Regions from separate parts of the Mus musculus genome. Here regions 1 and 2 are each linked to region 3. The links are chromatin loops, found by intact Hi-C in ENCODE. Cell type or tissue: left cerebral cortex. All regions are shown on one strand.

Region 1 (8,000 bases), 550 kb after region 3:
CACACACACACCCATTCAGTTTCTGCAGAGTTGAGCTGCATGGCCTCATTCATGAGGTAAGCTAAATGAGAAAGAACGAATGTGTGTGATTGCTGGGAATGAAGATAACAGCCGTGCAGAGATGGATGGATTGTGTTTACAGAAAATTATAAGGAATCTGTAAAAACTATAATTTGCATTTTTAAAAGTATGCTAATATATTAAAATCTGAGCAAGCTATTACCATCTGGGAAGCTGAACAGGAAGTCAGTAGCAGTCATTACAGATTTGTGAATAAGGTTTATGAAGAGTCTGGGGGTGAAAGAGACTATCCCTTTATGAATTATTTAGGTATGGATAACTGAACATAGTTAATGTCCTTACTATTTTGAGTAGAACTTCTTTTTTTAAGACTGACTTGGTCAGCGCCTTATCAGTGGGATCAAATGTTGACCATGTCTCAGTCCTGTGCCCTTCTCACAAACTAGGGTAGAACTCTTATCAGACCACAGATGTCACCAACATGACTGGCATATATATTCATTTGAGAGGAGTAAAGTAAATACCACATAAATGATCTGCAGTCGGAAGTCAGACTGAAGCTCATACCCACGTATGCCAGGGCAGCATTTACTCTATGTGCCTAGTTAATCTTTCTCACGATACCTTGTATAGCTAAGAAGTAAACATTTCCCTTTTCTTTTAACTCTCTCAAATACTAAACGATACACCAAAATAGCAACAATAGCAATAACAAAATTTACCATGTATTTAAGATGTGTTATTTACAGACTCTGCACCAAGTCCTTTACGTGCATTATTTCCAAATTTAACACCCACAATTCTGGCAATGGAGAAATAAGAGGTTAGAGGCTAGAATAATTAAGATTAAATAGAAATTTTCCAAAGAGCCTTAATTCTCCATTCTTTGTACTTTGCTATACTGTAACAACACTTACATGCCATGATAGCTGAAGAGTGTGTGTGTGTGTGTGTGTGTGTGTGTGTGTGTGTGTGTGTGTGTGTGTGTGTGTGTGATGGAAATTATGGAGATTGTAGGTGAAAAATCACAATTTATAACATAATTACAATTGGACCTGTTCTAGGCCAGCCTTAAGTAGAAAAGTTGTGCAGATATACAGATCAAATTTAGACTTTGTTCAGATAATTTAAACAAAAGATATAAATTTAACCCGTTTATCAAAGTACTTTGGACTATCCACCTGGCCAAGAAAATCAACAAAATCTTCCATCTAACTTCTTGCTTCACCCTCTGCTACCCCTTTGAAACCTGAGAAGTGGTACAAATATGTTACTAGCTCTGAATCCACCCAACAGACTCAGTCGCTGTCTGCCTACCTCTGTCTATCGTAAACATGCACTGAATGGAGACTCCTAATGCCAGCACTCCGAAATGTCAGAGAAGCCCAGAAGACATCATTACCCTGAGAACCAACCAGCACCGCAATTATCAGGCCTCCTTAAGCAGCGGATGATGCCGTCTGCTCTTTAGCAACGCACTCTTCGATAGCACCAAGATATTCCTTCTTCCACAAATACCTGGACCAGGAGGCAATCTACTGCATCCCAAAGGAGTAGCTGTGCTTTTGGCTTCTGGGCTGAAGACCACTGAGGGGGTAGGGGGGTAGGCACCGAGCCGCTGCTGCTGTTGCCGCTTTCCTCTGCCTCAGACCTACAAGGGCCCGCTCAGTGTTCATCTTGGTGAACCCTGATGGCTCTCTGGATCTGGAGCCCACACCTGGGACCAGTGGAGCAAAGATGGCTTCTGACAGCTTCCTGTGCTACCAAAAGCCTCGCAGTGGCTGAGTAGCCTCCTCTTCGTGGGTTCTCTCTTCTCCCCTCCCTTCCACATCCAAGCCCTTGTTTAGTCCCAGGTTCCATTAGAAATGCTATTTGGGCAGCAAATTTCACAGATTGGATCCATCTCAATGCTCTCATGCAAAGAAGGCACATCTGTCTGACTCTTCGTTTAAACTAAGGGGAAAAAAAAAATCAAAATACCAAAATGCCGTAGCCGCTCAGAGCTGTCTCCTAATGAACCTGTTTGTCCCATGAGCTGTAGTGAGGCGCTTGTCCTCGGTAAGAATTCTTTGTGCATATTAATATTATGCATGTTTTCCATGTGACTCCTCACTTGCCCTCACCCCATCCTTTGAATTCATTTAAATAAAAATAATTTATGTGGACATTCCTTCAGTCAGGATTTTCTCTTTCTCTTTCTTAAAGACATCCATAACACTCAGTTGATGCTTTGCATCCAAACCAAGTCGTTATGCCTTTGCATGTCATTAGAGCTTTATAAAGAACAACAGCGACATCTGCATGTGCCGAGGTGCCAGGAGATAGGAGAAAAAAAATACCGAAAACAAAACTCCACACTAGCTTGGAGGCTCTTTCTCCCCAGCAGCGCCTGCCACCACTGTGGATAGGAGTAATTGTACAGTGTAATCACATCATGTCTCATCTGAATATTCATAGCAGAGACAAAGCTTTGGAGGATAAGGGAGGAGTGGAGATAATTTAAATATAAGCCAGTGTCTCATTTCCAAATCAAGTTGTGCAGTTATGCCGTGCACCAGGATTCAATATTAAACCAACACCGTTTCACAGTTCGAAAATAGGACACGAAGAAGACGGAAGGGGCATGGTAAAGAAAGAGCGGTATTACATTCTCCTTCTTGGCTACGGACAAAACAAAAATGGACGGCAACAGAATAAAAAATCGTTAAAGTGATATTTGAAGAGTCACCAACAGTGGCTAACCAGCTGCTGGTTTACCAAGAATGAAATAGCCTATTGAGGGAACTTTAAAAGCCCTCAATTAATATGTTGAGCATGTATAAGATCCACAAAGAACTCACTGTATTTCCCACTTCCCCCCAGACATCCCCAGTACTCACAACTCCCCGAACCACCACCTTTCTTTTCTGTCAGGTGTGGGGTGGGGGAAAGATCAGAGCTACACAATAACTGGTTAACCTCTTCAAAACTGCGACAGCACCGGTCTTCACAATTAAAGGACAAAAACAAACACAAATAAAAAGGGTGACTTCATTAATGAGGGGATAAATTACCAATGACTTCTTCACTCTCTTTAGCTTATTACCCCCCAAACAAAACAAATATAATCCACATGTTAAAATCTCTTGTCTTCTTTCTTTGTTTTTGGTATGACGTTCTTTATTATGATTTTTTTTAAGTGTTGGTATTTGTAGAAGCTCCTGCCACTGTGTTCCCCAAAGAGCTACTAGTCTCAGCCCACTGGAGTTTATATTCCTTTAATTGTCTAGTGCAGGGACATTGCTGCCGATCTTAAAAATATACCGCTCTGCAGGAATTAGAGGAATCCAAGGTTGTATCCAACTTCAAAGGTTTCCAAGTCATAATGATTTTAGAAAGGCAGAAGACACATCATGGAAGGAACAAGCCCCCGTTTGAAGATAAGCATCATAGGGAATCTCTTTTTCCTTCCCTGTCTTCCCAACTTTGTGCTCCTCTCGGCTCTGGGTGCCCCCTCGCTAACGTAGTTTAATGATATGCAAATGAAATATGCATAAAACCATCCTACTGTATGATGATTAAACACTGGAGACATTAACAGCGGAGGCTTTACTCTGTATAATAATCCTTCCCGACCATCCACTTCGATTGCGGAGTTATGGAAACCCATAGCAGTTGGCAGAGAGAGGGGAAAGAGAGAAGGAAGAAGAGATGCAGGGGCACATCTCCCACTCGGTGCTTCTCCCACTCCCAAGGAGCTCCCCCAACCTTTGTACTGCACTAGTGCTGTCTTTTGTAATCCATCCATGCAGTCGCACCAGAGCGATTAACGGGGGGAAAAAACCTCTTTTCTCTTAATGTTTCAAAGCTCATTAGCCAAACGATTATTCCTCATTAACAGCGAAAGCTTATTCATTAAAAGGAAGGATATGCCCAAAAGATGCCAGCGCAGTTAATCCTGAGTCCCGTAACTGGACTGTAAATCCCAAACTACTTGTATATTCCATGCGAAAGGGGCACGCGCCAATCCACAATTAAAAGAAAAAAAAAAAAAGAAAAAGAACAAAAATGAAAACAGTTTGTGTGTTTTGTAAAATCCACAAGAGCAGCAATTAATATTCCCATTGAATTGACTTTAATTTTTGTGTGTGTGTCTCCCTTTTGTTTCCAGCGCCTGCCCCTGGCTCAGCGCCCGGTGCCAACAGAACACCTTCAGGATTCACAGCAACGCAGAAACCGTGAGTACCAGCCGCTTCCCTCAGACCCTTTTGCAGGATGTCTTTTTTTTTTTTTTTTTTCCTTAAGCACCTAAAACATAGAGACAAGGCTCTTTTCCCTTCTGCTCCTCAGCATCATGCCACCAGGGTTTGCCTGGTAGCCCCTTCCAAATCTCTCTGCCTTCAAGTTTGTACTTGTGTGTGTGGCATCCCTCCTCCTCCTCCTCCTCCTCCTCCTCCTCCTCCTCCTCCACTCCCATAGTGGATCTTGTAAAGGGGCTTCAGACGACCCCATTCATCTCCCCGGTGATAGCAGCGAATGTAGATAAATCTCTGGCTGCCTGCTTGCTGCTCCAGTATGATTTTTATTTTGTCTTCTGTGTGTACCTGGGTTAGAGAGTGGGATGCATACACACACACATACAAGTACATACTCAGATCTCCCAGTCTTTCCTCTGCCATCCTCTCCCACTTCTCAGACATGCATACACCACCCCACACACGTGTAAGTGCAAACCATATACACCTATATACGTACCCATACCTATAGCATGAAAATATATACATAGCTAAGCATTCAGTTTGTCAGAGAGTCTGTGTATTTGTATACACGCAGAGCCTTACACACATCTCTATATGCACTCGATGGTTGCCTGTTTTCACGTCTACCCATCTAGATAGCTCCTTTTAAACATTCCCTCTTTTCTCTCAGCAGAGGCTGTGTGCCATTTCCATCCAGGATTGGGAAAGCAGTATTCCTTCCTTAGAATTTCTATCTGTAGACCTTTATGTTTCCTTCTCTGCCTTCTTCGGAGCTATAAAATTGGCATCTTTCCCTGAGGTTTTCCGAATGGCAAGTGGTACCGGCTGTGGCATGCATTCATGCCGATTCCTCAGGCATTTCTCTTCCGATGTCTGCCTTTCCTCTTTGTTGTTGACTTGGCTGAACGGTGTGTTGTTGTTGTTGTTTTTTTAAGTTAATTATAAACGAAGTTGAGTAGCAAATAAGCCAGTAGCTTGCCCTCTCAAAAAAAAATTAATGAAAAAACAAAAATAGCCCACACAAGTGCCTTCTGCTGCAACAGATGCCCACATCACCCTTGGCATGGGCAACGGACAAACAGTTTGGGTGGTTGATGATTTTCTCTGACTGTCGCTGTATCTGTTGTTTGTTTTCCTTGTTTCTTTTTGATTTTTCAAGATGTCCAGGACCCCGGCCTCTGCTTGGAACGGAATGGTGTCATGGCGGAGACAACGGCCTTTGTCTTGCTGGGTGTGAAAACATCCGCCGTGCTGGCTCTTCCACTGCGGCAGAATCAAGTTTAAATGAAAAAAGTGATTAAAGTCAGCTTTGTGCTTCTTTGGTGTGGAAGACCCCAAAACCCCAAGTAGCCGATTCCCAGGGTCCAAGGAAGGGCTCATAGTTGGAGCAGCCTGGGCTGTAATCCTGGCACTTGCGCCTTGCGTTGCTGCTTGCTGTTCGCTCCTGGGGGTCTGGATAATCTCCCTTGGCTTTACCGCACTGTCTGGCCCGCATACAGGGCCCGGTAACATATACCCGCTGCTGCTATCACACGAAACTGTGGCGTTGCCCCTGAATGGATGGCACCGTGCCAACTCTTCTGCCATCCGCCCTTGCAGCTTTTTTTTCTTTTCTCCCGCCCTCCCCTTCTTCTCCTCCTCCCGTCGACTTGACGTTAATTAACACACGGGTTAATTGATTTTAAAAGCCGAAGAATTACAGTTAACTTTTCCCACAGGGTACAGACGCCAGCCGCTTGGCACACTCTGCCTTCCGCACTGGTGCAGGGGGGGCAGGGAAAGCCCGCAGCAAAACTAGCAACTGCTGAGGGAACGTTGTCTGCTTATTGGAGTAGAGCGATAGAAGTCAGCGTGGCACTGCCTCATCCTGTACAGTATATGGAGCCATTATAGATTTTGTCAAATAATCAAACACAACCCCGTCTTTCCTCTTCCCAACTAGACAACCCCTTCAGAAGTTCTTCGAGAGATGAGATAAGCCCCTCCCAAGACCGCTTCTATCCTCCCTAAAATGTTTCTTTTCTAGGAGTAAGAAAATGATGGTGCTTTTGAGATTTTTTTTTTTTGAATTGCTATGTCTCAGTTTCACAAAGGGAAGAGTGGGTACTCCTACCCTACACAGCACAAGTACAGGTTCCATAAAGTTCTTCTCTGTGTCTGTTTTGTTTTGCTTCCACTCCTCTTGGCCAGATGAGGTTATTTTGGGTAATGGATTTCAGTGAGGAAGTACATAGTATAATTAAGAACAAAACTCCTAGCCAGGCTCTTTGTTATTTTGTATGAGTGTGTGTATCTTTGTTGCCCACCCCCTTTCTCAGAGCCTCTGTCCAAAATAAAAGCAGTTTGCTCTTGCTGTTGGGAAGGAGTCGGGCAAGGCTGGGAACCGGTGCTCTCACCTTTTCATGCTTGCCTTCTATTTCATTTTGGGGTTTTTTGTTTTTTGTTTTGTTTTGTTTTGTTTTTTTTAAAGCACACAGCAAGTGAAGCGACAAGAGGAATCCATTATGCAAATCATGTCACTTTGCATAATGTCTCATGACTGGAATATGCAAATGAGCTGTATAATTTATGAGTGCCAGTGTCTGTCTAAAAGTGTTTCACATAATTTACAAAGTGAGCTTGAGACAGAGTGGACGCAGCTCCGTCCAAGTCCTTTGCCAGGAAAAGCTGCCTTTTCCAGTAAATGCCATTCATGCTTCCATTCATGCTTTCAGCAGGAGCTGTGCCAGAGATCCCAAGTGTTCAAGAAAGGCAAAGAACTCTCCTTGCCTAAAAGTTTGCAAGATACTTCAACTCTAGTGGCACAGTCCTTACATTCCAGCACAACGGCTAGATTCCATCTGGGGAAGAAACTGGTAAAGCCAAATGTGGCATTTGTATGTAGGTTTTCTTTTGGGGATGCAGAAATATCTGAGAGGTGTGCATCCCTACTCTCCATGTCTGGGTATAGGGAGGCAGGAGAACACGAGTTTGCATTCCACTTGGCTTTATGTGTTCTGTTCTAGGCAGCATTTTATGAATTATAGGCTCTTAGACATCGGACAGTGATACACAAGGCCTAGCACGTGGTTGTCTTATGAAGATAGACGGTAACCTCAAAGATGCCTTCAAAGGAGAACTTGCTAAAACCTAGGATTGAGTAGGCACATTAGGCAATCACTCTACATCAGCCTTGTTAAAAAGTATTCCTTTGAGAAGTTGACTCAACTCTTTGAGAAGTAGTAATACCTTTAATAATCTGATATAATCTGGTCTTATATTTTCATTATTATTACATAGTCCATAGAGATACCAGGCACTCATGGCAGTGCATATCTAAGGACCTGATCCTTGGCAGGCATGCCAAAAAGACTTCCCGATGAAGATGAGTCCAAGTCAGCTCTTAGAGTTGAAGAGAAATCAAACAAAAACAACAGGGAAGTATTTCTCGCAGAGAAGCATTGATCAGCAAATATATACATTCACTTGCTAGTGTCTGATTTCTTAGATTGTACGTATTTTATACAATTTAGCCCATAATGAAACCTACAATTAACTATTAAAACACTTTCTATATAAGATCCCAAATCACTCAAAACTCATACACTGAATCATCAAAGGTCCCATGTGAAGCATTTCTTCTTTTAATAATCATTTAAGAAAATAACTGAGAGTCTGGAGGGGGAGAAAGCTGTGGTTGGGTTGTAATATATGATAGAAGAAAGAAAGAAAGAAAGAAAGAAAGAAAGAAAGAAAGAAAGA
Region 2 (8,000 bases), 740 kb before region 3:
TATTGACATAATGGTCCCCATGGGGACTTATAGCCATCAAAGTAAAATTTCACAATAAATCCAGAGGCCACCTGGAGGACTGCCATTAAAGAGCTTTTTAGAGGAGGGGTGGGGGACTTTAAAAGCTTAATTCTTCTTAAACACGAGTTCAATGATTGTGTCTGTGTTGCTCTTTCCAAGAGTTAGGTCTTTACTTTAGCTTTGTCAAATAATCCTTTCAAGCGTGTTTTTTTTTTTTTTTTTGACTGCAAAAATGTGGCATTCTGTATAGATGACGTCACTGTCCCCCTCCAGCCTCACTGAAAGCCAAGAGTTACCCAGCAATGAACTGCAGTAGGGATTTCTGTGTGTCTCAGGGAATACATGCCTTACAACGTGAGGTGGGTCTTACCGTACTATCCAATACCAGGGGTGTTATTGATCAGGATGGGGGGACTTCCCCCCACCCCAAGCTAATTAGTCTTTGTGGAGTCAGATAACTAATGCTGTTTTACACTTAGCACTCAGGACACACATTTCATCCTCAAAATGCTTTGAAAACATTAACTAATTAATCATTAGCTAATTTAGCAACTGACAATGAAAGTTGAGACACCAAAGGAGGCTGGATTCCACCAGCATCTTGCGCGGGCACACACCCCTGCCCCAGTGCCAAAGACGGATTACTCTGTCTGGAGAGGGGGTGGGGTATGGTGAAGGTTGTCAGGTGTGAGCAGTTTACAGGGTGCTGCCCAGGTGAGCCCTGTAAGGAACAGTAAGAAAACCTTGAAGGGACACAGCCTTGGGCAGTCTTAAAAGGTAATGGCTAGAAGTTATTTATTCTTTTAAATGATAATGAAAAAAGTGAATAAATAGAAATTTAAAGGCCAACTTAGGAGAATCAACCTTAGCAAATGTCTAGAGCGTGTGAGAAGATATTGAAATTTAAAAGTGTGGTTAGCAATTTTCAAAAGGGGGCAAGGAAGCAATGGGTGTTTTACTTCTTTAGATTTGAAAGACTTGCCATAAGGTTGTAACAAGGTAGGGTCTGGGCGTGTGTGTGTGTGTGTGTGTGTGCGTGCATGTGTGTGTGTGTGTGTGCATGTGTGTGTGTGCATGTGTGTGTGCATGTATGTGTGTGTGCGTGTATGTGTGTGTGCATGTGTGCATGTGCATGTGTGTGTGTGTGCATGTGTGTGTAAGAATAATCTTTTGCAGAAAGCTTCCTGGGTCCATGTACACTGCTTTAGCGATCGAGCTTCATTTAAGAAACTCATTACAGCACCTTAGAGAGAGACTTCTCTGTGTGTCCCCACCAATGGAACTCTTTTTCCAGGGCCTTGTCTTCTCTGCACTGTGGCCCCCATCCACTGTGTGAATGAAATGTGAAAATAGTTGGGGAGTTTCTCTGAGCTAGCAGCGACCGCACAAGCTGAGTTTTCTTTTAAAAAAAAAATACGGAGACAGTTCATGTATAGAGTCACTGTGAATGAGGGCGTATGTGTGGTCCAGTTCTTTCAAAGAAACACTCCACAAAGCCACCAGCCTTATAGAAGGTGGCACCAGGGACTGTTTTTTTTTTTGTTTTTTTTTTTTTTTGAGTGAATATATTTTGCATCTATTCAGTTTGTTCTAATTCTCACACATCATTCTCCTGTTCCAAGAAAATGCAGGATTTTAGAGTACTGAAGAAAAATGTCAGTTGTACAGTTTATATTCTCAGCCTCGTTGGTGTGTCACACAGAAATGTTGCTAAACAGGGCACCTGACACAGCAGCTCAACTGTCCAGGTTGAATCCCACAGAAGGATTCCAACCCTGTGGACAACTTCCCTAGCAAACCTGGGAGATTTTCTGGTAGATATGGCAAGGCAGTGGAAGCAGCCATGCGCATCTGGTGGGCCACACTAGTTGTGCGCAGCATCCGGTGGGAGAGACAGAAGGCAGATACAGCTCACTCGGAAACCGTACCTGCAAGGACCCGGTTAGAGACATTTCAGATTAATACAGATTCATACTCTTCTGCACCGGATCGTGACGTCTCTAAATTTCAGTAGCTCACCTCATATGGCTTGTTTGACTTTTTTTTTCGTGCTAGGGCTGTAGGCTATTGCACTTCCACTGATCCATATCCCCAGCTTCCTAGCCTTCCTGAATGTATAGCCCATGGCCCTCCCATGTTTTCCAATTCTTTATCTTACAGCCTGATACTGTATTTGAAATTATAAACAAAATTGTTAATAGCATTCCCAATTTAGGAAATTAAAATTTCATTATTTCCTGGTTCTTTTTCCTGTTATATACTATATATAACAGGGTTTTTCTATTTTACGGGGAAAAGAGGGCCCATATTTAAACATTACTTATTTTTTCACTTTATATTTTTGCCTTTATATAGAAAAAAATAATTAAAAACAAAACAAACCAAAATAGTCCTGACTTTCTTCCATCTCTTACCTCCTCTCTAATCTGTTCCCTGAGCCTGCAGACCTTGTCATGATGGCATATTTGACCCCTGCTTTGAGAACATGTCTAACAGCTCCCACCCATGAAGTGGCCTTCCCCTTTTCCTCCACCATGAGAACTGTCCAGAGAGGCCTTTGGGAAGGCCAGGATCTCCAACTGGCCCCACAGTTAAAAGAATTTACGTGATGCAGGTTTCTGGATTCAGATTTACACTGATTCTACCCTAGTCTTCTGCCGTTTTTTTTTTTTTTTTTTTAAGTGACTTTCCATGCATTGCTATGATTCAGAGTCAGCTATAGTTCCTCTAAATGGTATTCTGTAGTAGTGTTACCAACAGGGAGGGGGTGACTCTGCCGTTTCTACCCCTCCCCAGCCGATGTGCAATGTCTGGAGAGATTAACTGGTCATTACACCATGTGTATGGGGTGGTAGTGGGGCTAGTGACATCTTTTGAGTGGAAAGTAGGGGTCCTGTTTGTCATCCTATACTGCACAGGCTGACCCTCCATGATAAAGAATTCTTGACCCTAACAGCAAGTTGGGTATCCCTGCTGTTTCTTATGTTTGTACCCGCAGTTGCAAAATGTTGCAGAGACTTTTGGGTATACACCGAGTTTATTTTAATTATTTTCCCCCAAGCGGTTGTGAAGATGTAGCTTCGTTTTGTTGGAGGTGTAGCAGAGTTGTCTAGCCCCTTAGCTTTTCTTCCCCTTAGCGTTAACGGCTTTGTATGCAGAATCTGAGATGGTGGTCTCCTAAACATCCTTCCTGTTCCATGATTCTCATGAAAATCATGTCTCGAGGAGGATGAAATGAAAGGGAAGAGTGCGGCCGAGCAGAGGGTGTGCATGCAGACACGGGAGAGGAACTCCTGGAACCTGGGCAGATGCCTGTGTTTTATGAGGCACCACGGAAGTCTCATCCCACACAGCTAAAGACCACTCAGAGACTGGATGCTGACAGGACCAAGGCTCTCTGTCTTGGCTGTTCTTCATCCCAGCTCCACCATGATGGATGGTCGGCTTCCCTATTGTGATTTCACAGAGGAAAAAAAACCCAAACAACCCCAAAATTTTGCAGAGTAGGTTGTAGCACAAACAGCTTGTGAAATTCACAAGCTAGAGATGGTAGGAATGGACCCTAAGGTCCCTTGCTTCCCTGGTGGTTCTAGTTTCTGGGTGTTGTTTGTTATGGAGGGAACTGAAGACAGCAGAACTTGGTAGAAAATTAAAAACAAAACAAAACCAAACCGCTGGGAGGAGGCTTGCCTCAGAGAAAGAACATAGTGGTTTATAATGGGGACTGATGTTCCAAATGATAGGCACATACATATGTGTATGATACATGCAAAGATTTCCTACCCTTTACAACAGAGAAAGTGCAAGACTGCCTGTCTCTCCAGTCTGTAAGCCTTTTAAGCTAGCTTTGCTCTTGGCAATGAGGCCGAGCTTCACTTTCCCAGTAGATGGCATTGTAGTCTGTTCAGTGAAGGGCTTCCCTTAGCCAATAGTGCTGCATATATATATATATATATGTGTGTGTGTGTGTGTGTGTGTGTGTGTGTGTGTGTGTGTGATATATGTATATGTATGTGTATATATATATATATATATATATATATATATACCCCCTCCCGAGTTTCTTCTTCGCTAACATCTACCTCTACCTCTCCCTTGCATTAAATACTAGCTTGAGGTTATAAATAAGAATCTTGTTTTTGCTAGTTACTTGTAACTCTCAAAAGATTTGATTTAGGGAAGGTGGGGAAAGGTGGCAATAGATAATTTAATGTCACTATAGCAAATGAAAAAAAAATGGGCTAGATCTGGGAGTGTGGGACATGGATAAAATATGCAAGCAAGGAAAGTTTTCAGATGGCACTGTTTCAGAATGAGAGCTGCCTTTCATCTTCTGCAGCCCACCTTTTTGGCACTAAGCTGCCGTTATCATCAAAGTAGTTTCGTGTGGGTGTGAAGGGAGACCTTGATGAAGTTTTATTCTGGAGCAGAGATTGTTTATCTGTGTGGCATTCATTTTAGGCTGACCCCTGGCACACTTGACATCTTTGTAAACTGATTAATTAAAAATCTCTTTAAATAATAATAATAGTAATAATAATAATAATAATAATAATAATAAATCATCTGGGACTCTGTGTCTATTACATATAGACCAAAAATTGATTAATGATTTTAGCTAATTGTAAAAGTCATCTTCATGACGTTCTTTCTTCTTTTAGACCAGTGAAATAACAGCAGTGGTTGTTTGAGCCAGCAGCTGTCCTTGTTGCATGGTGTTGAGGGAAGATGCCTATGGCTGCTTTCTTCCTCTTGCCAGATTATCATTTTGCATGCCGGTGGTAAGAAGCTCAGAAGAACAATCAGTACATGAAACTTGATTTTAACAAAAAAGAGAAATGATACGGAGAACAAATATACTTAAAAAAAACCTCACAATAAGACTTTCTGTAAATACCCTCTAAAATGAAAGAAGTTGAATTCTATGAACTGGTCTGAAACAGAGTTATATTTCTTTCTTTTTGCCTTGGTGAGCATTGGCAAGGAAAACACCTGGCTTATGTGCCTGTGTGTTTTAAGTGAATCTATAGTACCATAAAGTCCCCCCCCCCATGAGGCTTCCATCTTTTTCTTATAAAAATATTTTTCTAAAACTGTACATTTCTCTCCCCACAAGCCCCACCCCAAACCCTCTTTGCACTAAATATACACTATATTTCTCTGATAGTCATTTGCTAATAGTATTTGACTTCCATTTATCAATATCGTTTCTTTCCATTATTTTTAATCACAAGATTACGAGCTATGTATTTAGTTATTATTTAAGCTAAATGGTGTCTTTGGCTGTTAGCTGGAGAAGATAATGTCCCAATATCAGGATTAAGTTTGCATCTCTATCAACTGGCTTAAAAAAAAATACCCAACTTGATTCCTTTTGAATTAACCGAGTCTTATTTTATTTTATTTTTTCCCCCAGCATCACCGATCACCATAGTAACCACTAGCTGTCAGTTCAGCTTCTGACATTTTTCTCATTTGGTAAGATTTCAGAATTGCCATCCTCCCTGCCAACATGTCATGAACAAGAAAAAAAAATGCATGAAAAATCTAATGGGTGTCTGGTCTGATTGTCCTCATTCGAGGCAGGAAAGACAAAAACTGATGAATTGTGAAATGTATTCAGAGGGATTCAAGGAAGCGAGTGCGGGGACCCCTTCCCCCCACCTCGTTTCTTTTTGTTATGCTTGATGCCCTGTACATGCTTGCTCTGACACTCGGGTTTGTAGAAATTTAAGATTAACAATTTTTACACCCGCCCAGCTGATCTCTCTCCCTTACCTATTTTTTTTCCTCTTGAAAGTCATTAAAAATAAAGTTACCAAGGCTTATATTTAGTTTGATTTATTATATCATGTATATATATATATATATGCATACACACACACACACATATATATATGCATATATATATTTTAAGTTCAAATTGGCTTTCAATATTTAAGCTGCTGTGCCTGCAAATGAATGACAGTTTGGGAGCCAGATGTGGACCGTGAAGCCACTTGGTGGGTTTGTGTGTGTGTGTGTGTGTGTGTGTGTGTGTGTGTGTGTGTATGTGTGTGTGTGTGTGCATGGGTGACTGAGAAAAAACACCGGGCCTATTTAAAAAAAGAAACAAAGCTTAATCTAGGTCTTTGCTTTACATGGTAAAGGAAAGCGAGAGAAAGCCATACTTCTCAATTCTTTCCAGTACTCCAATTTGACACATGAATGGGGAAGAAAGGTCCTGGATTTCTACCCCACCTTTGTGAACTGAGTAGGGAATGAAAGGAACCATTTCTTTACTTCTGCGTTTTCTTCCTTTGATAGCCTGGGTGGTTACAGCAAGAAGTAGGAAGAAGGGGGATGCGACCCTGCTGTTTCCCTGATGTAGACATGCAGATTAATGAATACCTGTTCTGGGAGGGGCATAAACACTGAGCCTGTGTGTGGATCCTATCCCCAAGACCAAGGGGGGGCATTTACTATGTATGTGCCTCAATGCAGGTAAATACATTAGTGGCATTAGCCGAGCTTGTATGCAAACAGTGTTCCTGCAGGTAATAGGTCCTTGGGTGATGTAAGTGTACATGGGTTTGATAAAACTTCTGTGTTTCTCCAGAGGTTCCCCTCAGAGGTAGATCAATCTTACGGATATTTTTTTCATGGCTGCCTACAAATTCAGGCTCAGCGGCAGGAAATCATTCTAGGAATGAAAGCCGATTCGATTTGAGAAGTTGCTGTGGAACCCAGTGCCTTTCACAATGGACAACTCCTGGATCCTGCGGGCAGATGCTCATGTCTGTTTCCCAGTCCAGAGGCTTCCTGCCTTTAGCGCCACCCTCCACCCCCTGCACCCCCGAACAACAACACTATTCAGACAGTGGAAGGGTTTAAAGCATATTGCTGAATTTATTGCAGATTCTATTTCATTTTTTTTAATCACAGGTATATTTAAACATTACACATGGCTAAGAAAGCATAGAAAGACCCGGTGAAAAATATCTCCATGAAAGACTCGAGCCTCTTGCTCTGAAAAGCAAAATCACACATATATTTTTGATGTGGTTTGTATAAATATTAAAACATTCTATGTCCAGCATAGATAGATTGATAACATGGTTTTGTCATTGTTGATTAATGGCGTACTAGAAATAGACACGTATAAGTGCATACATATGTATATAGCTATCAGATGTGTAGAAAATAGGCAGTTTATCCCATTGTGCTTTTATTATTTGATTCTTTTTAAATTTAAACACTTTGGAGAAACCAAATGAATAATTTCCAAATATTTGCTGCAATTACTGTGCACAAATATAACCCTTGAGAAATAACCAGAAAATTGATACTGAAACCCAGGGTATATTTCAAACATGTATTTGGGGATGGAAAAATAGAAAGTTTTTTTTTTTAAACTGGCAAATAAATTTACCTCATAAAAGAAAAAAGCCAGAAAAATATAAATCTTTTAATAAAAAAATAATATTTTTATATGCCGGGCTTTGTAATGAATGGTGTAAACAGAATATACTTTAATGCTTTTACGCTTTATAAGATTTATAACAATAATCAGTGAAACCTTGTAAGTGTGTTTGCCCCTTACGTGCCTGGAAGCCATTGGATCTTGCGGTTAATTGTATAAATTCTATACACTATGGGAAATCACCATGTATCATTTATATTCAGCATGTATTATGTGTATAAATATTAAAATATATTAGCTCAAAATGGCTGATTATTCCTCAAACATTTTTGTGATAAATCTTATCTTTTTTATGGGGTGGGTGGGTAGGGGGAGGAAAGTAAATATTTCATGTTACTTGGAAATATTCTTTAAGCAACCTAGATTTATTATTAACTCTTTAAATATTTATAACTGCCTTAAAATATTTGGGGACTTAGCTCACTTGATAGGCGTATACCCGGGAAGAGGGTACAGTTGTGTTTGTTTGCGGTGTCTTCAGGCAGTTCTTCAGTACAATGTAACCATTGTCATCCAC
Region 3 (8,000 bases):
CCTAAAAGAGCAGCAGGGTGTATCTACCAAGTAGATACAAGAAGAGACTGCTCCCCCACCGGAGACACAAGACCTCTTCCCTTGCCTTTTCTCTCCCCATTTGATTTCTCCAACCATCTCTGGCGCATTTGGAGCAGGACGCACTGTACTTCAAGATGAATTGGGGCATCCAGTGTGTCTGTTGTTAGACTTAGGAGGTGACCAGAAAGTGGGCTTTAGTTGCATCAGGGGAATGGGGGTGGGGGTGGGGCAAGATGTTTGTAGATGCCATTTCTCTACCCTCACCCCGTTAGCTCCTCTCACGAGTGAGGAGTGATGAACTAACACGCACGCATGTACTTTTAGCCCCTTGGGGGTTAAAAGATAGATATTTGATCCCTTCCTCTGGTAACAACATATGTCACTCTGACACAACTCCTAGGCCTGAGTTATTTTTGCAGCATTATGTAATTGGATTGCCTAGTCAGAAGTGCTTCCTTAACAAGCCTTTCAGCAGCCCTCCATGTGGGCCAGGCCAGCCAGTCCTGCCCAGTGGCATACACCCACACTTGGGAAACCTTCAGTCAGAGCCAACCAGCTAATCACAGTGAAGGGAGGCCAGTGTGTGGTGGTCTAACGCTGGAGAACCTTGCAGAAGGGCGGCTAAGACCTAGTTGGAATCTATGAGGCAGGAGCTGGCAGCTTGCACAACACACATACACATACACACACACACACATACACACACACACACCCTTTTCTCCCCTAGGGTCTGCAAAGCCCACACTCTCATGCGCCCAAGAAGCCTGCCTGTCATTTGAGTGTTCCTGTCACCTAATTCTCAGCTTACTGGATTTTCTAATATTTTTTTCATGAGTGGTTGGTTGGTCATCTGATTGTCCTTTCCTGTTCGTCTTGATGACGTGTAGAAGTAAGGGTCTTGTCCCAGCTTCAAGTAGACTAAGACAATTTGCAAAGGCAAAACAAGAAGGCCCTGTAGAAGCTTTTGCTCCTGAGGTGGGAGCAGCTCAGGCTAGCCCGTCTGGGGCATTGCATCAGGGTTGTACCCTTGCAGACATCCTGGCTGAGTTGCCATTGCTGCATTTCCTTATGGCTTCTGTCACAGAGAGCATCTTCCTTGCCGGCCTGTGACTGTCTCCTATCCTCGAATGTCAGCCCTGGAACCATGGGAAACTAATGCTTGTTTTGTCTTTCTGCCTTAAATGGCACTGCTAGCTTTCCTCTTCCACCGACGACGGGCACCTTGCTTGTCTTGCTTTGACAAGAGGCAGCTGGTGTAAAGCCCCACAGAAGTGGGTTTCCAGTACAAGCTGAGCAACTTTAAAGCTGTGTGGCCTTTGAGTAACAGCCTCTCTGAGTGCAATCATCCTCTTGAATAGAAAATGGAACTCAGAGCATTTTCCAATTGCAAATGAATACAATTACAGGTACAGGGGATGGAAGGGAACTTCACATAGTAGGTACTCAGCAAACGCAGCAGACTGGAGGAATAGAGAAAATAGACACTTGCTTGGCTCCTAAGGTTAAACTTCCAAATTTCAGCATCATTGGGTTGGAAGGGAGGAAGAGATGCCCCTGGTCCTAGGATCTCTGGGATAGATTCTCCATGGCTATTTAATAAGTTTCCCCCACCTAAAAACTGCCCCACCTGGCACTCCCTTGCAGGCCCTGTCTTCCTGTAGACCCCTGTTTCTTTCACCTGTGCTAGGGTTCACCGCCTGCCCGGAAACAGAAAAGAAAAGGGCTAGGCACGGTCTCACCCAAAGGTGAGTCCTGCTGTGAATCTCGGGCCTCCTGGTAGGAGCCCAAAGGGCAGGGGACAGATACCAAGAACAAAATGAGGTAGGCGCAGACAGCTACCGGCAAATAACTGCGGAGGCCGGGAAAAGAGGTTCCCTGGAGCTGGGGGGCAGGGAAGAGCCGGCACCTCGGTTCTGGTCGCTGAAGTAAACAAACACCCGGAGCCTATCGCATTGACCGCACCTGGAGGGGCCACGGATGGTGTGGTCCACGGCCTGTGGCAGCGTGCGCCGCTATCCTAGTTGGCAGGAAGCCCTTCCCTGAAGACTGTAAGTCTAACCTTTAGCATTCAAGTGTCGGGGGCTAAAGTGTCTTTATGAGCGGTTCTTCCTGCAGCAGCGTTCCCAGACTTCGGGAGGAGGGTCGGCGCAAATCCACCGCTTTCTTTTCTTTCTCATTTCCCCCCTCCCAGACAAAACGCGCGAGGGAGGGAGATGCACGCAAGACACTGGCACCCCTGAAGTTGGCCTTCAGCTAAACCAAACACCCACTCCCACCTCCTTTGGTTAGGAGGGTCTGCGGTGCGCCCCAGTAGGTCCTCCATTCTCCGCTCGGCCCTGAGGTCGCGAAGGCTACAGAACCCGGCTTCTTCCCAAACACCTAGGCTGGGAGGGGAAGCCTGGGACTTGGGACTCTCCAGTGTTCTTCTGCAGCTGGCGTTCAGGGACCTCTTCCTGGGCAGCCCCACCTCTGTTCCCAGAGGGGCGGGGGTGGGACGTTGGTGGCCTAGCAGTGTCTGGGAAGCTCGACAGGCTGCAAAGGCGGAGGAAAAAAAAAAAAAAATCTACAGAACAGGCAGCCCCAGCTAGGGAATCGCAGCCATGGGGAGGAAGGGCTGGGCCTGAACGTTGTCCGGGCCAGGGGGTGTGCCTGCGGCCGCGCCCTCTGCTTTCCAGCTGGGCAGCTGGGGCCCGGGCTGGGCGTAATGGTTTTTTTAGGTTCCCGCAGAAGAACGGTGACAGGCTGGCTCCGCCGGGGCTAGCCTATTTCCCCTCCCAGCCGAGGGGCCCCAGGAACGTGCCAGGCGCGCACCTGCAAGAGGCACTTGGGTTTCTTGGCTGCGGCTATTCACTGGCCTAAGCGGTTCAATTGGTGTCTTCAGGAGCCAGAGCCTCCTGGCTTCCTCTCGGCATCCCAAGCCAGAGGGAAGAAAAGGGCCCCGAAATATCAGGCGTGCTAGATACTAGGGATGCGCGCACTAGCTCGGAGAACCGGAATCTGCATCTTGGGGAAATGTCGGGATTCTTGGAGGTTATGGTTTGGGAGAGCAGAATGGAGGGATTTAGGGAGGTGACTGGTCTTTACAAAGTCCAGCCCCCAGGTGGGGGGAATAGTAAGGCAGATACAAAAATCGGTGCGTCCTATTCTGGCCACGAGAAACTGACGTCGAATGTCACTACTACCCACTGAGCTCTACAATCTAACTGGCAAGCGGCTGTGGTTTTAAGGGCGCGCCCGAAGCACACAGGGGGTCAGTTCCCTGCCCTATGCCGAGCCTGAAGGCCGCCCAAAGGAGAATGTGGCTAGCTGGAGTCAAATCCCTGGTGCTCTAAGCCTGTTGCGCCCTGGACCTCTCCAGGGACCTCGCGGGGTGCCTTGCCTCTGCCCATTTTCCCCATCCAAAGGCGGGCCCCAGATTTCGTGCCTTACGCACGCTCCAAGATCAGATTCACCTTTCTCTCTAGTCTTAAGAAGGAGAAACAAACGAATCGGATTTATTTTTCTTTAGAAAGCATATCTGTTCAATGTCCTTTGTTGCTTAAATTGTCCTTAGAAAAATTTTTTCCAACTTCATTTGAGAAAACAAAAAGTTGATGTGTTCCCCAAACCTTGTTTTACTTTAATCCACCCCCTTAGACGTGTAGTCGGTTACCTCGGAGGTTTTCTGAGGCGAAAAACAGTGAAATGGAATGGCAGGGAGGACGAAGACTGGAAATCTCTCATTTTAAATCCCATTACTGGCTTTGAGAAGTACAAAAAAAAAAAAAAAAAATCAGGAAGAGCTAGTTCGTCCCCCACTGATTTCCTTCACTTCAAAGATTTCCCTCGCCCCTTAAATCAGAAATATTATGGCACTAGGTATTTCTCAAGGAAAAATGCATACTTTTTTCTGAACATATATATGATATAGGTTCCTTTTTTACATTTCTCAGCAAAAGAAAAAAGTGTGTGTGTGTGCGAGGCATTCAATTCCCTCATCATTAAACAAACCATGCCTGCAAGAAATGCAAGCATGGGGGGGATTGCTCAGCCACCTACCCCTCCATTAGCACATGCCTGCCTGTCAACAATGCACGTGCCACTGTGGGCATTCTCTCCCCAGGCCAGCCCTGGTGGAGCACGCTCACAGCTCTGCTCCTTAGACTCCCACACCACCACACCCCCGCCCGCTCTTCTCAGGGCTTCCTTTTCTTTAGGCTGTAGCCGGCAGGCATCATTCCCCAAGTTATGTGCTCCTGAGACTCCCTAAAGCGCACGTTGTCCAACCAAGGGTGTCTGTCCTGTAGTTGTTCACTTTGTTGAGTTGTGATGAGGTTAGTTCTGTCTCCTCCTCGCGCCCGCCTTCGGCTTTTGATGCGGTGCAGACTTCTGGTACCGGGTCACCAACAGGGAAGCCAGTGTGTGGTGGTGGTGCATAACCCAGCGAGAGCCACAGACTCTTGCTGTTCCTGCACCCCCAGATTGGACTTCAGATTTCCGATGCAAAGGATGGAACTGGGGAATCCAACGCTACCCCTGGTGTCGACTAATTAACCTGCATTTTTCACAATACCCTAGGTACTGAAAATAAAGGCAGGTTTTATCGCTAGGAACTCTTGTTTCAAGGACCCGGCACTCTAAATTTGGGACTAATTCTTTAAAGGTTTTTACTTGAGAGAGAGAGAGAGAGAGAGAGAGAGAATATTCTTGGACTGGGGATGACACCCAAGAGTAGGTTGTGGTGTCTTTTGAATTGGGATGTTAAAGGGGGGGGGGGTTGTTCCCTCCTCCTTGCTCCAGGGCTGAAACCTCTTTTAAATTCCAGCGGCCAATTTAGTTTGATTTCCGAGGTCTGGAGACTCTGGCAAGGTTAGGGGCAGACTGGAAAAGGCAGACCTCAGCTGCCTTTGGATCAGCTGTGCTGCCTTTGGCCCTGAAAGCACAGGTTGGATCAGGGTGATTTGCCTTCACCTCCAAGGGAAACCCAGGGGAAGAGCATGGGAGATCGTCTTGTTTTAAACTTCCATTATCTCCTCACCTCTGTATCTTCCATTTGTCTTCTCTCCTCCAGGGATTGGGGTCTTTCTGTCAGTCTGAGCCAGGTCTTTTACACACACACACACACACACACACACACACACACACACACACACACACCAAAGTATTTATTATTATTATTATTATTATTATTATTATTATTATTATTATTATTATTATTGTAACTTTCCAAAAGAACTATGCTATTTCAGTTTCTTAACTGGCCAGCGCCCTGGGGTAGGATTTGGGAAGCTCATTTTTGGCTAACGTCCGCTCTATGGACACTTCCCCAGAATTCACAAGACCTGCATGCTAAGACTCCACATGCTACCCATATGCCAACACAGAAGACTTTGACATTTTGCTCTTTTCTAATGAAATGACTTAGAAACAAATCTGAAATTGGCTTTTGGTCATCTTTCAAGCTTAAAAAATATTTTTTGATGAAAAGTGTTCTGGGGGCTGTGTGAGATGGGAGGGAAAAAATTGACCAAAAATGTAGGCACAAAGCAAGAAGCTGCCTGTAACAGACAGACTCCATCCACAGCGTCCACCCACTCAGGACTGTAGGAGTGTATGTATGACTTGAGTGTGAGGCAGAGAGGGCTATATTCAAACTTCTTCCTGCTAGGGGCATCCCAGTCTTCTGCAAAGGAGAAGGAAGTTTTGACCCACATTGGCTTCTATATTCGCTGCCACACTGAGGATAAACTTTCAGAATTGGTACTTAGAACTCCAGTAGACAGGGAGTAGGGGCAGAGCTACTGAAAGAGAAACTTGGGATACTCAGAATATCCCACAATCCTAGGAGTGAAAAGGATCTGTCGGTTTGTCTGGGGGGTGGGGGGTGGGGTCAAGAGGTGGACTGGGACCAGGAAGGGGGGGGGTGGATGGAATGCCTCGTGCTTGCGCCTAGTCGCTGTTCTCTCCTGTTTCTAGCTCCCCCCACCCCCTTCCCCATCTTCTGCCATTTCCAGAGGCAGGAGAAAGGTGATCTCGGACTTGACCCCTAAATCACAGCTGCCGGTGGCTGCACCTCGCTCAGGGATGAGCACAGCCCCTTCCCTGGGCTCTGGCAGCTTAACCCTTTCCTTCCCGCTAGCTCAGAGGCCCCGTGTCGGTTGGCAGAGACTCGACTGCTGAAATGCTGCTAGCAGTCAGCCTTCCCAGCTTTGCACCTTGAATCCGGTGCCAAGACCACAACAAGGTAGTCTCACAAAAGGGTGAGATTAAGGGATGCAGGATCCCCGGTACAAGCACTGCCAGGGAGCCCAAGGAGGAGCGGAGTTAGCGGAGTGAGGAGGGATGTTTGGATCGTGTTAACTACTCAGACAGATGCACTTCGGCATGTCTGTATTTATGGAATCCATATGTTGTCGTGGCAAATGAAAAGACGGCGACACGTACATACAATAGACTTAGAATAACAATACACATTTAAAAAGAGACCGAACATTCTTCACCCTTCAACCCTTCTCTTACATCTTGAGCTAGAGATCTTCAGAGACTCATCCTTTCGACCTCCCCTGACTCCACACTGAGTCTCAACCCCCCTCCTTTTTACTGTGTCCCCAGTCACCCCGTTGAGGGGATTCCTAGGGCCCAAAGCTTGGCTCTTTCTAAGAGAAATATACTAGCACCCCATCTCTTTCCTCCTGACATTGGCCCATTGCATATTTACCCCTTGGACCAAATAATAGCTGCAGTTCCATATTCTGAAAACTGTGGAGGAACAGATTCATACACAAATTCAGCATCTCCATCTACTTCATTAAAACAACACTGCTATGTTATATTTCCAAAGAAATGGCTTCAAACAGACCCGGAAACATAAATCCCCCAGTGAGAAAAAGCCCCCTAATAGCTCTGTACAGTACCTGCATTTGTGCACACCTTGTCTATTTGTGTGCACAGATATTCACACATAGATGACAAGGCTTGTGAAGTCATTCAAATGTATATTTATGTACCGTTTTATGCATATACCTTTGTTATCTATAGTCATTCATTTCAGAGAGAGGCAGAAAAATAGCAATGCAGTACTTAGCCTACATGCCACTTTCCCTCCCCACAGTAAAAATGCCTTAAAAAACAGGTTGGTCTAAAATTTTCTGCCTTCTTTCCTGCTAAATAAAGGATTTAGATTCTGGATTTTAGGCAGCCCCCATTTTGTATATAAAATAATCCATATAGATGCTGGATTATCATCTAAGCATTATTGAATCACACAAGATGGGTACTTCTCCATAGAATGAATTCTCTAAGTAAAATTAGCATAAGTATTTACAAGACTAAGCTGACATTTTCCTATAATTGCAACATGAAATAGATTTATATCCAGAATTTTTTTTTCCTAAATAGGGAGACTTCTTCACACCTTTTTTTTTTAAACATAAGAAAGAGGCTACAAGTTCACTTCTTGTGCTATTTACATTTTAAAAGAAAATAAGCACATGATATGTAACTGGTTTTTCAACATCTACAAGGAGAAATTTAATTCTGCTGCATCTCTAAAAACCAAACAGATTTATGGAGATTCGTGAAGACAGAGAAGTAGGAAGCAAAAGATACTCCTGAAGGGCTGAACAGTTTTCCTTACCTGACGCATTATGGAAAAATTCAGAATTTACCAGTCTTCCTTCTGCCAGCTACATTTTACACTGACCTGTATTTTGAACTGAAAGGGGGGGGGGAAAAGATTAACTATTGCCAGTGGAAATTTTAAAATAATAATCAGAAACCGGACAAACTGCAGGTAAAAATATACAATGGCTACAATAAAGATAAATATTTATTTAATCAAAGCAGAGGTTGTATTTGGACTGTAGGAATGTTTCATCCTCCCCCCCCCCCAAAAAAAAAGCCAGAAAGAAAAAAGCCAGGGTCTTCACAGGCTCCTGGAGAGTCCCTATTGTCCAGGGCTATCGAGAGCCCAGAATGGTATTAACCTCACAAAAGATACA

Evidence for each region. Hi-C counts contacts between places; a loop is a spot of excess contacts. Peaks named below come from ENCODE experiments on the same cell type or tissue, not always from the same donor. Only the 100,000 strongest peaks of a DNase experiment are listed, where the experiment ranks them.
Region 1: it touches region 3 in a loop (4-fold over the local background); 5 of 42 quality-filtered maps call a loop at or near these places.
Region 2: a loop joins it to region 3, with 5 times the contacts of the local background. A loop is called at or near these places in 6 of 42 quality-filtered maps.

The regions. Positions count from the first base shown.
Region 1 is chr8:109,245,686-109,253,685 of GRCm38, forward strand. It overlaps D030068K23Rik (RIKEN cDNA D030068K23 gene), which reads left to right. Exons shown (of 10, transcript NR_126329.1): 9 at 4,172-4,238; 10 at 5,419-7,954. It overlaps 4922502B01Rik (RIKEN cDNA 4922502B01 gene), which reads right to left and starts at 4,060. Exons shown (of 5, transcript NR_151498.1): 1 at 3,075-4,060. In left cerebral cortex, a CTCF peak has its summit at 2,316; DNase peaks (open chromatin) are centred at 2,377, 2,813, 3,733, 4,207 and 2 more places; H3K4me3 peaks cover 4,121 bases; H3K27ac peaks cover 3,040 bases.
Region 2 is chr8:107,952,189-107,960,188 of GRCm38, forward strand. No RefSeq gene overlaps it. Among named protein-coding and RNA genes, the nearest start is that of Gm39242, 120 kb to the left of the region's middle. In left cerebral cortex, a CTCF peak has its summit at 3,882 (motif pointing right); a DNase peak (open chromatin) is centred at 3,886.
Region 3 is chr8:108,693,545-108,701,544 of GRCm38, forward strand. It overlaps Gm42043 (a long non-coding RNA gene), which reads right to left and starts at 66. Exons shown (of 3, transcript XR_879166.2): 1 at 1-66. It also overlaps a transcript of Zfhx3 not described here. In left cerebral cortex, no CTCF peak of the experiment used is centred here; a DNase peak (open chromatin) is centred at 3,428.